Regions from separate parts of the Homo sapiens genome. Here region 1 is linked to region 2. Evidence: chromatin contacts called from ENCODE Hi-C data. All regions are on one chromosome and are shown on one strand. The core of a region is the stretch at or near the end of the contact, and the rest is flanking DNA. Distances in the headings are between cores, read along the strand shown.

The links. Hi-C counts contacts between places; a loop is a spot of excess contacts on that map. Pooled maps may share reads with other maps.
Region 1: a loop to region 2 is called in a map of CD8-positive, alpha-beta T cell, with 21 times the contacts of the local background. The contact joins the promoter of CFAP20 here to the promoter of FTO in region 2. A Hi-C loop is called at or near these places in 2 of 168 maps with a recorded cell type or tissue (CD8-positive, alpha-beta T cell and naive thymus-derived CD4-positive, alpha-beta T cell), 1 of 37 single-sample maps with no recorded cell type and 9 of 50 pooled maps.

The regions. Positions count from the first base shown.
Region 1 is chr16:58,125,358-58,132,337 of GRCh38, forward strand. It overlaps CFAP20 (cilia and flagella associated protein 20), which reads right to left and starts at 4,024. Exons shown (of 6, transcript NM_013242.3): 1 at 3,675-4,024. The coding sequence starts at 3,758. LOC101927556 (a long non-coding RNA gene) reads left to right here and starts at 3,527. Exons shown (of 4, transcript NR_188516.1): 1 at 3,527-4,306. RefSeq lists silencers at 1,685-1,754, 3,549-3,688, 4,811-5,048 and enhancers at 3,288-4,209, 3,749-3,918, 4,210-5,130.
Region 2 is chr16:53,698,536-53,706,046 of GRCh38, forward strand. FTO (FTO alpha-ketoglutarate dependent dioxygenase) reads left to right here and starts at 5,621. Exons shown (of 9, transcript NM_001080432.3): 1 at 5,621-5,694. The coding sequence starts at 5,650. It overlaps RPGRIP1L (RPGRIP1 like), which reads right to left and starts at 5,324. Exons shown (of 27, transcript NM_015272.5): 1 at 5,268-5,324; 2 at 2,104-2,195. The coding sequence starts at 2,188. RefSeq lists a silencer at 5,234-5,283 and enhancers at 5,319-5,819, 5,434-5,843.

The sequences.
Region 1 (6,980 bases), core at 2,774-5,273, 4.4 Mb after region 2:
TTTGTTCTTGTTGTTAAGTAGGAGTACATTCTAAAATTATGATAAGGCCAGGCACGGGAACTCATGCTTGTAATTCTAGCACTTTGGGAGGCTGAGGCAGGAGGACTGCTTGAGCATAGGAATTCAAGACCAGCCTGGGCAACATGGAGAAACCCCGTCTCTACAAAAATACAAAAATTAGTGAGGTGTGGTGGTGAGGGCCTGTAGTCCCAGCTACTTGGGAGGTTGAGGTGGGAGGATTGCTTGAGCCCAGGAGATGGAGACTGCAGTGAGCCCTGATTGCACTACTGCATTCCAGCCTGGGCAACAGCAAGACCTTGTCTCAGAAAAATAAAATACAATAAAATAATGATAAAGAGTATAGTAAATACATAAGCCAGTAACATAGTCATTTATCATCAAGTGTTAGGCACTGAACATCATTGTATATGCTATACTTTTACATGACTGGCAGTGCAGTAGGTTGGTTTACACCTACTCACAAACACGAGTAATGCATTTGACTTAACGAACAACTATTATGTCACTAAGCGACAGGAATTTTTCAGCTCCATGATAATCTTATGGCACCACTGTCATGTGTAAGGTCTGTCGTTGACTGAAACGCCATCATGTGGTGCATGACTACATATACTGTAACTCTGTTGCTAAGGACTTTATATACAGCTTCATTGAATCTTCATAACCGTGAGAAATAGACGAGAAAACTGAATGGTTAAGGACATAGCTAAGATCACACAACTGGAACACAGCACAGCCAGGATGCAAATCCAAGGTGTCTGACCACGCCCTAGCATTGAGGTTTTTCGGTAAGGTACTGTTCTTCTGCTTAAGGAACCTGCAGTCCAGTGGACGATCTACAATAGAAAACTGCCAGCCACAGGCACACCCATGAGGCTTAACTCAAGTTCTCAATGAAAAGAATGTTTAAGTTGAGATTGGAAGGATGAGATGGAGGGGAGGGGCTGTGAGCTTCAGAGAGTCAAATAAATTGCCGGTGTGACAAACACTAACGAACAAGCCATCTTCACAAAAGGGAAGCTTGCAAATTCACTGGTACTGTGAATACAGCGTTCACTTCTATGCAGACAGAGCCTAAACAAAAGTCAAACCAAATTTCTCAAGATTCTTCATAGAAACCGAACAGAAATTCTCTCTATATATACTCATGAAAGAAAACAACAAAGTTTTCTGAAATAAAAATAACTATAAATAGGTACCACAGTCAATATATACCTACTGGCAAAAGTCAAGGTCATGTCTAGCTAAATGTAGACAGTCCTCACCTCCCCACAAACTCTGTCCTTATTACAACTTTGCCTTAGTCCCTGGCAGCAGGAAAAATATTTTCTCTATCTTCCCAAGTCTACACAAAGCCTGTCACTAAGCTGTCGCTCAATAAATCTTTGATAAGTACATCAATTCCCAGTGTTCCCCCTACTGGATTGAATTTCCAGCACTTTATGCAGACATAGCTGAGAAAAAGCACACACGACAAAGCTGAGGGATACGGCCCCAAACTTTCCTTTTTCTTCTCTTTCCTTCCCTTGCCCCAAGAGGGGAAAAATCCTCAATTCTAAATATTTTTCAATTGAGTCTAAATAAGAAGAGTTAGAAACACAAAATTAGCTTTTACCGTTGTGAAGATTTTGCTTGAAATGAGTGTTCTAAAGGTTTTGCCAAAATGTCTGTTTAATTTACTCCAAGTAACCATGCCAATCGATTTAACAATGTTTTCACACGTGTTTATGTCATTAGGGTACCATCCGACCTCTAGTGGCGTTGTTAAGGGACACAGTGCACCATGGTTACTATGCTTTTATATTCTTGGGTAAACATGTTGACTATTCAAAAAGCCTCATTTGAAAAATAAAACACAGCACACAAGATCAAGCCCAGAAGGGTTAAAATGGAAAACTGATACAAGTTTCGTAACAGAAATTCTGAGGCCTCCCTACTACTGGAATTCTTTCAGCTTTAGTAAGTTCTCTATCTGCTCTGAAAACCTCTCCTCCTAGGTCAAGTCCCATTCTCGATTTCAATTGCCTTATACTGACACTTTGTTACAATTCAGTTTCCAAATTCCACTGGCACAGAGGGCCCCCCTCTCTTCATGCCTTCTGACAGCCCATAACTGAGTCAAGTGACAGCTGGGAAGCCAACCTCCTTACGGAGTTCCCAGGCACCCTGGGCTCTCTTTGTACAGATGCAATTTACAGTTTACAATGCTTTATTCCATTGTGAAAAAATACATGAAACTAAAAACCTCAGTAACGCAGCAACGTTAAGGAACTGCTTTCCTGTACTCTGGCACTAGCTCTAGCTTGTGGATAGAATCATCTGAAAGAGAAGAGATGGGCAGATTTTACATACACAAAGGCCCAACTTCATTATATTCAGATTTTTCAACTATCTTATGAAAGTAACACTATGGACACACCATCCTAAAAGCTGCCCTCAGAACGCAGAGTTCCCTAGTGGTGACAGGCAGAAAGCTGCTCATGTTCTCTCCCAACTTTATGTGGCCCTCATAAAGAGCTCTCATGTGTGGATAAGGGAATACAGAGACGTGTTCCAAGATAAAATTCAAAATTCTTGGCTTCATTACCAATAAATCCTACTGAGATTATTCCACATGCATCTCTCTAAAAAGCAGCATTCGGCATACCCACACTCGCCATTCTCCCAGAGAGCAGTACTAAGAATATGACTTAAATTTCACATTGGAGTGCCTCCCGTAACTTATATTCAAGAAATAGTACAGCTGATTGCCTGGGAATTTGCATGAAGAACGAAATACCAAAGTAATAAAATGCAGACCAATTCATAGACAGCTAGATCTTTCTTCACATCTGCAAAAAACAGATTCATCATCTCGTGGGGCCAAACACATATCATCTAGTGGATGCCTGAATAAAGATGAGGCCTGTACTTGGCTCTGAGTTTATTAATCCAAACAAGACTTTGACTGTCAGCATTCTGCAGTTTTCCTGATGGAGAAATCAGGCACCGAGGGCATAGTACAGGCAAGTCACAGTGAGTGTGGAGCAGGTGCCAAGGGCCACTGAATTCTGACTTATTTGGGATCAGTGGGAGGAAGGGAGCAAATGAATGCAATTTAAACATCACTGGCTTGGCCGGAGTCTTTCTGTCTGCTCCTCTGTAAGGGTGCCTGAACAAAGGCTCTGTGTCTAGTGCCCAGCACCGTGCCTGGCACAAAAACGGATATCAGTAAATATTTGGAATTCGTGAATAGCAGGTCCTTTCATCTTTACATCCCCAAAGCTCCTTCAAATAAGTTCGTGCATTTCATGCTACGAGATGGGCACCATCAACCCCATTATATTGGTGGGGAAACAGTGGCTCAAAAGAATGGACTGACCGACCAAGTCAAGACAGCAGCGAGGGTCGCGGTCCTAACCACACCACAGCTGCAGGACACTTAGATCTCAGCCACGCCCACCCACATGCACCGCCCCCCCCCCACCTCCTCCGCTGCTTACACGACGCCCCCACCTCGCGCCCCAGTCCCGCCAGGCTGGGGACAAGGCACAGCAGCGTCCTCTCGGCCTCTCCCAGGCCCCAATTCGACACAACCATTCCCCGTCCCCAGCCCCCGGACGAGGAGGGGGTGCAGCCCCTCCACCCCGCCCCGTCGCCGCCCCTAGCCCGACCTTTTTGTCCCAGATTTGCAGAGGCTTGCTGCCGATGCTGTAGAGGATGGAGAGGAAGCCGCTCTGGAACGTGTTTTTGAACATCTCGCCGGCGGCCTTCTCCTAAGCCGCCCCCGGAGCCGACCTAGGCCCCGGAGTAGATACAGGCACCGAGCGTCGAGGGCACAGCAGCAGGCCGGCCCTGTTCCGAAGAAGGGTGGTTGAGCTCCTGGCCTCCGGATCTGCAGCCACTGATGGCCGGACTCGGACGCGGCAACGCTAAGTCCGCGATCTTCAGCTCCTAAGCTGCGAGCTCAGAACGGAAACCACAGCAACTACCGTCCGCGCCGCGGTATTTCCCCGCCTTCAATGGAGGCGGAGGGCCGCCCGTTGCTTAAAATGAATCCCTCCGCCCATCTGAGCCCGCCCCCCGGGAGCGCGGGGCCCAATCCCGTTACAAGGACCACGGACTTCCGTTTCGTTCCGCCTGTAAGTCCCGCCTGGTCCCGCCTCCTCCTGAAAAGAGCTCAGTTGTCAAGGAACTATTTTTCTTGCCGTCGTCCCAGAGATGCCTTTGGAAAAGCGGAAGGGCACGGAGGGTTCTGGAGTTCGTTGCTGGCACCTGCGTGGTGTCATGAGAACGTGGCGGGGCGGTGAGTGACGTGAGGGGGCGTGACGGCCAGGCCGGGAGTAGTTGCCCGCGCGGGAGAACAGGGGCTGCGCAGGGAAAGCGGCTTTGAAAAAGAGCTTCTTGGCGTCGGGCGGACGCCCAACACATGCTTGTCGGCCAAGTACAGGATAAGGTTAAAGGGAACTAACCAATATTCAGCACTAACTGTGATAAGCGCCTAATATACATCCCTGCCTGTCATTATTCACATTGTGGCATGCAGTCAAAGCGACACTCTGAGGAAAATGTATCGCCTTAAATACATTGATTAGAAAATAAGAAAGCCCGAACATGATTAGGCCGGGCGCGGTGGCTCACGGCCGAAATCCCAGCACCTTGGGAGGCCGAGGCAGGCGGATCGCTTGAGTCCAGGAGTTCAAGACCAGCCTGGGCAAAAAAGCGAGACCCTTCCTCTACAAAAAAATACAAAAATCAGCCGGGCGTGGTGGCGCGCGCCTGTAATCCCAGCTACTTGGGGGGCTGAGGTGGGATGATCCCTTGAGCCCGGGAGGAGGAGACTGCAGTGAGCCGAGACCACGCCACTGCACTCCAGCCTGGGCGACAGAGCGAAACCCGGTCTCAAATAAATAAATAATCCTGAACATTAAGATAAAGGCAGACATTCATAAACAAAATTAAGAAAGTTGAGTTGAACCAACAGCTGATTTTTATTTTATTATTTATTTGTTTATTTATTTTTGAGACAGGATCTCGCTCTGTCACCTAGGCTGGAGTGCAGTGGCGCGATCATGGCTCACTGCAGCCTCGACCTCCCCTGCTCAGCCTATCCTTCCACCCAGTCTCCAGAGTAGCTGACTACAAGCGTGGGCCACCATGCCTGCGTTAATTTTTTGTTTTTGTAGAGACAGGGTTGCACTGTGTTGCTCAGGCTGGTCTCAAACTCAGGCTGGTCTACACTCCAGCCTGGGCAACACAGTCTCTGAAAAATAAAAATAAAAATTAATACGGCTGGGCGCGGTGGCTCACGCCTGCAATCCCAGCACTTTGGGAGGCTGAGGCAGGTGGATCACGAGGTCAAGAGATCGAGACCATTCTGGCTAACACGGTGAAACCCCGTCTCTACTAAAAATACAAAAAATTAGCCGGGCGTGGTGGCGGGCACCTGTAGTCCTAGCTACTCGGGAGGCTGAGGCAGGAGAATGGCGTGAACCCATGAGGCAGAGCTGGCAGTGAGCTGAGATCACGCCACTGCACTCCAGCCTGGGTGACAGTGAGACTCCGTCTCAAAATAAATAAATTAATAAATTAATTAATACCTAGAATATTTTAGAAAACATAAAGTAAGCTACATTTTGAGTGTAAAGGGAAATCTCAAATGTTGACATAGTCACTGAGCATCTACCTAAATATTGTATTTTTTGCCTAGGCCTGTGCTGGGTGGTATGGCTGATAGAAAAGGAGTCTGTAGCTAATATCATCATTATTAGCAGTTTTTGTCCATTATAGCAGTAAGTTGAACATTTACTATGTGTCAGGCACTATATATTAACACCTTAGCATGTATTAACTCATTCAGTCCTCACATCAGCCCCCTAAATAATCCAGCCAGAATTTCTGGACATAGTGAGAAAATATATGAATCTTATTACTGTAGAAAGTCAAAAACTTTTTATATGAAACTGTCATTTTTGGATGATTTCTGGAGAGGCTATACCTTAGACTGATGAACAATGTATCCTTTGATTTTTATTAAATTGTTAAAAATATCTTAGGCAAAAATTCCAGTTAAGAAAAGCAGACATATTAAAGAAAGAATTGACTGTAGAAGAGTTATTACGATGATTATTCAAATGCTACACACAACTTTACCCCCTTGAAAATCTGTATGAGATAAATTATTTTCTAGGAAAAAAGTGACCAATTTTGGGTCTAGAACTAGAAAACCAAATAAACAATAATCATAGAGGAAAATAAAGGTTGTGATTGCTCCCCTCCAGAAAGGTTCTGAGTCTAATTACTTTATGTGAGTTTACTTTTTTTTCTTTTTCTTTTCTCTCTTCTTTTTTTTTTTTTTTTGAGACAGAGTCTCATACTGTCACCCGGGCTGGAGTGCAATGGAGCGATCTTGGCTCACTGCAACCTCCGCTTCCTGGGTTCAAGCAATTCTCCTGCCTCTGCCTCCTGAGTAGCTGGGACTACAGACGCCCACCACCATGCCCAGCTAATTTTTTGTATTTTTAGTAGAGACAGGGTTTCACTGTGTTGGCCAGGCTGGTCTAGAACTCCTGACCTTGTGACCCTCCATCTCCCAAAGAGCTGGTATTACAGGCATGAGCCACCGCGGCCGGCCAAGTTTACTTTTTTCTGATTAATGTAATCTAATATTAAGTTCATTGAGGAAACTGTGCAAAATAACATTATGATCACTCATAATGCCATTATTCAGAAATAATTGTGTACTTTTGTGTATTGTCTGTTCATGTCTTCCTGTCTTGCCATCCTCACCTATCCATTTGACTTAAGTCATTCCCCTTCCTCAATCCAATTGTTAAAAAATACATACAGACATTCATGGAAGTTTTGTTTTAAGACAGACACAGCCAGGCGCAGTGGCGGCACCTGTAAGTCTCAGCTAACTGGGAGGCTGAGGCAGGAGGATCGCCTGAGCCTGGGAGGTTGAGACCAGCCTGGGCGAC
Region 2 (7,511 bases), core at 4,371-6,870:
GGAGGTGGAGGGGTCAGCCCCCCGCCCGGCCAGCCGCCTCGTCCAGGAGGTGAGGGGCGCCTCTGCCCGGCCGCCCCTACTGGGAAGTGAGGAGCCCCTCTGCCCGGCCAGCCGCCCCGTCGGGAGGGAGGTGGGGGGGTCAGCCCCCCGCCCGGCCAGCCGCACCGCCCGGGAGGGAGGTGGGGGGGTCAGCACCCCGCCCGGCCAGCCGCCCCGTCTGGGAGGGAGGTGGGGGGGTCAGCCCCCCACCCGGCCAGCCGCCTCGTCCGGGAGGTGAGGGGCGCCTCTGCCCGGCCGCCCCTACTGGGAAGTGAGGACCCCTCTGCCCAGCCACCACCCCGTCTGGGAGGTGTGCCCAACAGCTCATTGAGAATGGGCCATGATGACAATGGTGGTTTTGTGGAATAGAAAGCGGGGAAAGGTGGGGAAAAGATTGAGAAATCGGATGGTTGCCGTGTCTGTGTGGAAAGAAGTAGACATGGGAGACTTTTCATTTTGTTCTGTACTAAGAAAAATTCTTCTGCCTTGGGATCCTGTTGATCTGTGACCTTACCCCGCAACCCTGTGCTCTCTGAAACATGTGCTGTGTCCACTCAGGGTTAAATGGATTAAGGGCAGTGCAAGATGTGCTTTGTTAAACAGATGCTTGAAGGCAGCATGCTCGTTAAGAGTCATCACCACTCCCTAATCTCAAGTACCCAGGGACACAAACACTGAGGAAGGCCTCAGGGTCCTCTGCCTAGGAAAACCAGAGACCTTTGTTCACTTGTTTATCTGCTGACCTTCCCTCCACTATTGTCCTATGACCCTGCCAAATCCCCCTCTGTGAGAAACACCCAAGAATGATCAATAAAAAAAAAAAAAAAAAAAAAAAAATTGGTATTTTCCATATCATTGTGAAGAAGGTCGATTTTCAACAATTCTCCAATAGAAACAAAGAACAACTGATAGAGACTAAGGTCCTGTGATAGGTTACTGAGCACAAGAATTGAACTTATAGAGTATCAAAACCCAATAAATCACTTTGCACACTTACAAGTTATTTGTATAATACTTGATACTCCCTGAAAGATCTGCAGAGCAAAGCTTACACATACTTTTTACTTCTAACAATAAAATCTGTGTAGCCAAAAATTAGCCGGCATGGCGGCGAACACCTGTAAACCCAGCTACATGGCAGGCTGAGGCAGGAGAATCGCTTAAATCCGGGAGGCGGAGGTTGTAGTGAGCGGAGGTCGCGCCACTGCACTCCAGCCTGGGCGACAGAGCGAGACTTCGTCTCAAAAAAAAAAAAAAAAAAAAAAATTTCTGTGTAGCCAAATTTTATCTTTTTCAATAAACAATACATTGACCACTTTTCTGGTTTTCACAGTGGCCATTTACACTGTTCTGATTGAAAAGTGTATGTAGATTCCTAAATGGAATGTATCTTAAATCCCTAGCCTTCTCAGGCTAGAGGGGGATTTTACGTTTTCTATGAGCTGTTGATAATCGATACATGCATGACAGCATAGCTGACACAATGGACACACAAAGATAAACACAGCTCTCTGTTCTAAATTGTTCTTTAAAGTAGTGCTTTTCTTTCTCAATTTGAAAGTGCTTTTTAGCTCTACAGCAACTACTAAGTGATAAAAGGATAAAGAAAACCTTTAATCCATATTAATTCGATAAAAAAGTCACTATCATGTGAGATATTCCACTTAAAAGGCAAAACACTTAAAATACGGCCTTTCCTCCCATATAAAATTTAAACACAAAGAAATGTTTTAACACTGAATGTAATTTAAACCAGGCAATTCAGTTTGGAGGCTTGATACTCTCTATGTAGTTTCTACTGATGTGAGGAATTTTAAAAAGATGATTTATGTTAATTCTTTATCAGAACAGAGGGGGGACTGTACATTTTCTATGAGCTGTTGATAACTGATGCATGTAGTAAAATACCATATGTGTTCTAAACTCTCCATCTTTTTGTTTAGTCCAATCAAGGACTATATAGTTACTTAAATGGTTTGGTTTGTATGAGTATAAGAAATACTTTAAATTAAAAGTAGTCAGTGATCAAAGTTCATAACTGTAATAAATAACAGCTGGCCATACCTTGTAACCCTCCCATTCCAAAGAGGTTTAGACCTGTATCTTTCACAGGCAAGTCTCCTGCAGTCTCATCAGTTGGACCAGACATGGCCTAGCTGTGGAAAAAAGAAAATTCAAATAAACTCTTTCCAAATTATTACATTAACTATGCAATGGAATGAACCAAATAAAACGAAAAAGGGACTAGAACTTTAATGGGCATCTTATTGTCCACATGTGCTGCTTGGAGAAGATGAAAGCTTCTATTCTAATAGTACTACTACATTCAGTCATGGAGACAGTGTTCCTTTCAACAGTGTATTTCCTATAGTTTGCTTAGGAAATGAAGTAAGATTATCATTTAAGAAATACCTCCTCTCCATCCCTTTCCTCTCCCCAGCCTCCAAAAGAAAGCAGATATCTTGGAAAAAACTCAGGTCAGGAACTTGATTCAAATGGTTGCTCTATCATTAACAAACTAGTCAAGCCACCTAAACTCTCTGAGTTTCAGTCTCTCAGTTTTAAAAATGGAGAAAATAATACCTATCTCAGAGAGTTATTCTAAGGGTAAATGGGATGAGTAAATTAAAAGCACTGATCACATGTGCCTGGGATGTCAATATTACTCAAATATTGTCTGCTTGATGTACAAATGAGTGGGCAGTTCTGTGCATTTTGTGAGTTTTGTGAAAGAGGTTTCGTTGCATAAATTTACCAACTGGGTTTGTGTTTTTTTGTGTGTGTGTCTTGCCTTTGTTGCCATGAGGCCTAGGTCTCACCCAGGGTTCAACTACTTCAACATATAGGCTCTCTAGCTAATTCTAGTATTTTTGTAGTTTCTATTCTTTACAGAAATACACCATAGTAACTCTATTTTGAGTATGGATGTGAGTGGTCCACACAATATCTAGTATGCAAAAATAAAGGATTTTATATTTTCATTTCAATCTACCTAGTAAGCTACATGCAAACTGTGAATGAAGATACTCTAAAGGGCAGAGTTCTTAAGCTCTAGGATATTGGTTCTAGAATGTAAAGACCAAGACAGTAGCAAGCTTCATTGTCTTGTTCAGCTCTGTATTCTTGGAGGCTAGCATAGAGCGTGGTGCATTCTGAGAGCAGGCATTCATTAAATAGTTGTTGAGTGAGTGAATGGAGTCCATGGGGTTTCAGGGTCTGTGAACCCAGAGATGGTTTACCAAATTTTGTATGTATATGTATATATGCAATATCTTTTAAAGAGGGTTCATAACTTTTATTACAACTCGCAAATGGTGGAGAACCATTGCATTTTGCTTTTACAGAAACAGCTAACAGACAAATCCTTGGGAGATCATCTACTTCTTTTGGAAGTACTCCTATAGAAAAGGTCAATTTTTAGGATCCTGTTGACACATAGGCCCGTGTATGAAAATGATTAGTTTTCCATGACAGAGTTAAGGTCACTTTAAAAATAATAATGATGATGATGATGATGATGGTGTTAACATTCATTGAACGCTTACTATGTGCCAGGTACTGTTCTAAGTGTTCTGTTATAGGAATGAAGTGTCTCACCATATCCTTGTGAGGCTGTTACTCAAATGATTCCTGCTTTACAAATGAGGAAGCTGAGACACAGATTAGTTAACTCACTTAAGGTGGTAGTTGAAAGTATTAATAGTTGTGTCTGGTGATATTTTTGGTTGTCACAACAAGGAAGCGGGATGCTACTGGCATCTAGTGAGTAGAGGCCATGGATGATGCTAAATATCTTACAGTGCTTAGGAGACATAATAATGAATTATCCAGCCCAAAATGTTAATAATAGTGTAGAAGCTGAAAAACCCTGCACAATGCTGCAATGCCTCTCCAACACCATCTTATGTTATCCTTCTTTGCTCACTATGCTTCACTTACATTATTCTTTACTTTCCTCGAACCCCCCATACCCTTGTCTTGCTCAAGGCCTTTGTATTAGCTGGTTCCTTAATCTTTGGAGCTCAGTTCACTTCCTCAGACAGGTTTTCCCTGACCATCCTATGTTAGAGTAGTCTTCCTTACATTTCTTCACTGTTTATTTCTTTTCTTTTCTTTTTTTTTTTTTTGAGACAGGGTCTTGCTATGTTGCCCGGGCTGGCCTTGAATTCATGGGTTCAAGTGATCCTCCCACCTCAGCCTCCCGAGTAGCTGGAACTACATGTGCGTGCCACCAAGCATGGCTTGTATCTCTTATAGCAACTGCCTCTATCTGAAGTTATCAGATAAAATTATTGTTTGTCTCCACTAAAAAAGGATAAACATCTTGAGACGGGTATTAGTCTTGTTCACAACTGTTCAGGAACAGTGCCTGGTACAGGGTGGGAACCAACATTAATATTTATTGAATGATTGGCTGTGCGTGGTGGCTCACACCTGTAATCCCAGCACTTTGCGAGGCCGAGACGGGCGGCTGACTTCAGGCCAGGAGTTCGAGACCAGCCTGGCCAACATGATGAAACCCTGTCTCTACTAAAAATACAAAAATTAGCTGGGTGTGGTGGCACACGCCTGTAATCCCAGCTACTCGGGAGGCTGAGGCAGAAGAATCGCTTGAACCTGGGAGGAGGAGTTTGCAGTAAGCTGAGGTCTTACCACTGCACTCCAGCCTGGGCAACGGAGCAAGAACCTGTCACACACACAAAAAAAAGAATAAAGAAAAAATATTTATTGAATGAATAAATGAATATCAGGTACTGAGATTAAAATGGCAAGCAAAACCCCCGCCTTTATGAAGCTAGCAAGTTATGGAGGTAATCACATGATAAACAAATAATATATAATTAAGCAAACAATAGACCACTCAGGAGGTTTAGGGTCTACCAACCAACTCCTAATCCAGGGCAAATGAGCAAACTGTGTTAGGGACCTACAACTTGCAGGATCTGGATAGAGATGGCAATTAGCAGCATCAACTCTCACCTTCATGGCTGGGATATAACATTTCAAATTGGTCCTGGACGTGGGGATAAAGGGCGGCCTGTGATTCAGGCCTGAGGATGTGGAGGTGTCTTGGGCTGGGCTGCTTTCACGCCAGCAGAACTCCAGGGCCAACTCCAGGGCCTTCTCCAGGCGGCAGAGCGGACCCTAGGACCCCGGCCCGCGCTGCAGTGGGGAGGGTCAGCAACCTCCACCCACCCTCATCCTCCCCCATCCTCCCGGGTACTCACCGTGCCACTGGCCCTGCAGCTAGCTACCGTTGCTATAGCGCCGACAGCGTGGCGGGCGGCTGGCCGAGAGGAGCACGGGAGAAACATGGCAGGCTCCCGTAGCCTCCTGGGAAATGTAGTTCTCCTTGGACTCTAGCCTGTTTGCTCGCGGGGTAGCGGACTACGCTCTTCCAGCTGTCGGACCTGGGAAATTCTCCTGTGCTAAATCCCGTGGCGCTCGCGGGTGTCGCCGCGGTGCATCCTGGGAGTTGTAGTTTTTTCTACTCAGAGGGAGAATAGCTCCAGACGGGAGCAGGACGCTGAGAGAACTACATGCAGGAGGCGGGGTCCAGGGCGAGGGATCTACGCAGCTTGCGGTGGCGAAGGCGGCTTTAGTGGCAGCATGAAGCGCACCCCGACTGCCGAGGAACGAGAGCGCGAAGCTAAGGTATGTCGGGCTCCCGGGGCCTGGAGATCTTCGTGCGCTGTGAGCAAGGATCAGGGAACCGGAAGGGCTTGGTTTGATGGCGAGCGGATGCGCGGTGTTAAACTAAGGGATGACAGGGCCTTGTCAGCAAGGGACCTGGAGATATTAGAGGGGATGTTACAAATTCGTGCTCTTCAGGATGCAGGCCGAGTCTTGTTGGATCGGCTCAAAAATGAGAAGCAAGATACCCATTTCCTTGTCCTTCTTCTGCATCTATTCCTTGGTTAAATTTGTCGCCATCCCTGTGCCTCAGTTTACCGGATTCTCAGATGACTGTGATCATACCAGCTGTGCTTTCTCATAATGGTCTCTGAGGACTGAGATCGGCTTAGATGAAATATCTGTGCAGTCAGCTGTGTTTCTTTGGAACAATTGTCTCCGTGACCGGCTGATAACAGTTTGTGTCTTTTAGCGCTGTGGATATGAATCTTTAACTACATTGCTCCTCTCTACCTTTGATGTTCAGCTTCTGGTAGTTGCCATTCCATGGGATGACCATAATAATGGCAACAGAGATTTTAAAAAGCATTTATTGTGGGTCAGGCACTGTATTAAGTGCATAATATTTAAATTATTTCATATCATTGTCACAGCAGATTGCAAGATAGATATTATACAGATGGAGTATAAATAACAGCCCAGCTTCACAGATGAAGAACTGAGGCTCAGAAGCATTGAGTGTTTTCCTTTCTCTCATTCCCAAACTCAGATCCTGTTGATTTGTCTACGTATATTGGGAATATGCCCACTTTTTTTTTTTTTCATCTCCACTACCTTGGACCAAGCTACCATTATCTTTTTAATAGACTGTTGGAATAGCCTATTGATTGGCCTACACTCACTCTACACCCTAACTTAACTCTTCTTCCACCTTCTCTCCCTTCCCTCAACTACCATTCTCTTCTGCACACCATAGAGTAAGATCTTCGTGAAATGCAAATATAATTATGTCCCTTTCCTTTCTCCTTACTCTGCCAACCACCTGTTTAAAAATATTCCATGGCTTTCTGTTGCTCTTAGGATAAAGGCAAAACTTCACATTGCCTACAAGATCCTGCATGATCTGGACCCTACCTGCTTTCACAACCCCATTGGATATGACACTCTGCTCTCTGCCTACCAGTCACTTTGGCCTTCTTAAAAGTCACTCTTCACTATACTTTATCGGGCTTCAGGGCCTTTGCACATGTCATTTGCTGCCTACTCTATGTTAGGCAAATATTGGCAGTGAATAACAGTGTTAAATAACGTAGACACAGTTCTTGCTTTCATAGAATTTCATCTTACACGTGAGTCTGTTTAGGGCAATACACCTAAGGATTTAAAATATAAAATCTGCTCTATATTGACCTGAGTTATTGCAGTATTTCGTAAGGGACCAGAAGTTTTCATGCTTGAGTCTGCATATGATGTGGATAATATATTAAAGATAAGCACAAAGAGGGCGACCCTTCTGCTTTAGTCTACACAGTGCAAAGAAACAAATGTCACCTCATGGTGTTGTGCATGATGTCTTTCTCATCTTTCAGGTTTATTTTTAAAGTATTTCATTTATTCTGTGAAGATTTGTTGAGCACCTATTATTTGCCATAAGTTGGGATTATAATTTTGGCTGAAATAGAATCACTGCACCAAAGAAGCTCTTACTCTATTGAAACCATAACCATTGCCTGTGAGGGAGTTACTAGTGTCATCCATATTTTAGAGATTTAGAAACTGAGACTTGTAGGTAAATCGTGACTTGCCCAAGGCCACTTGGTTGCTAGGTGAAACTAGTG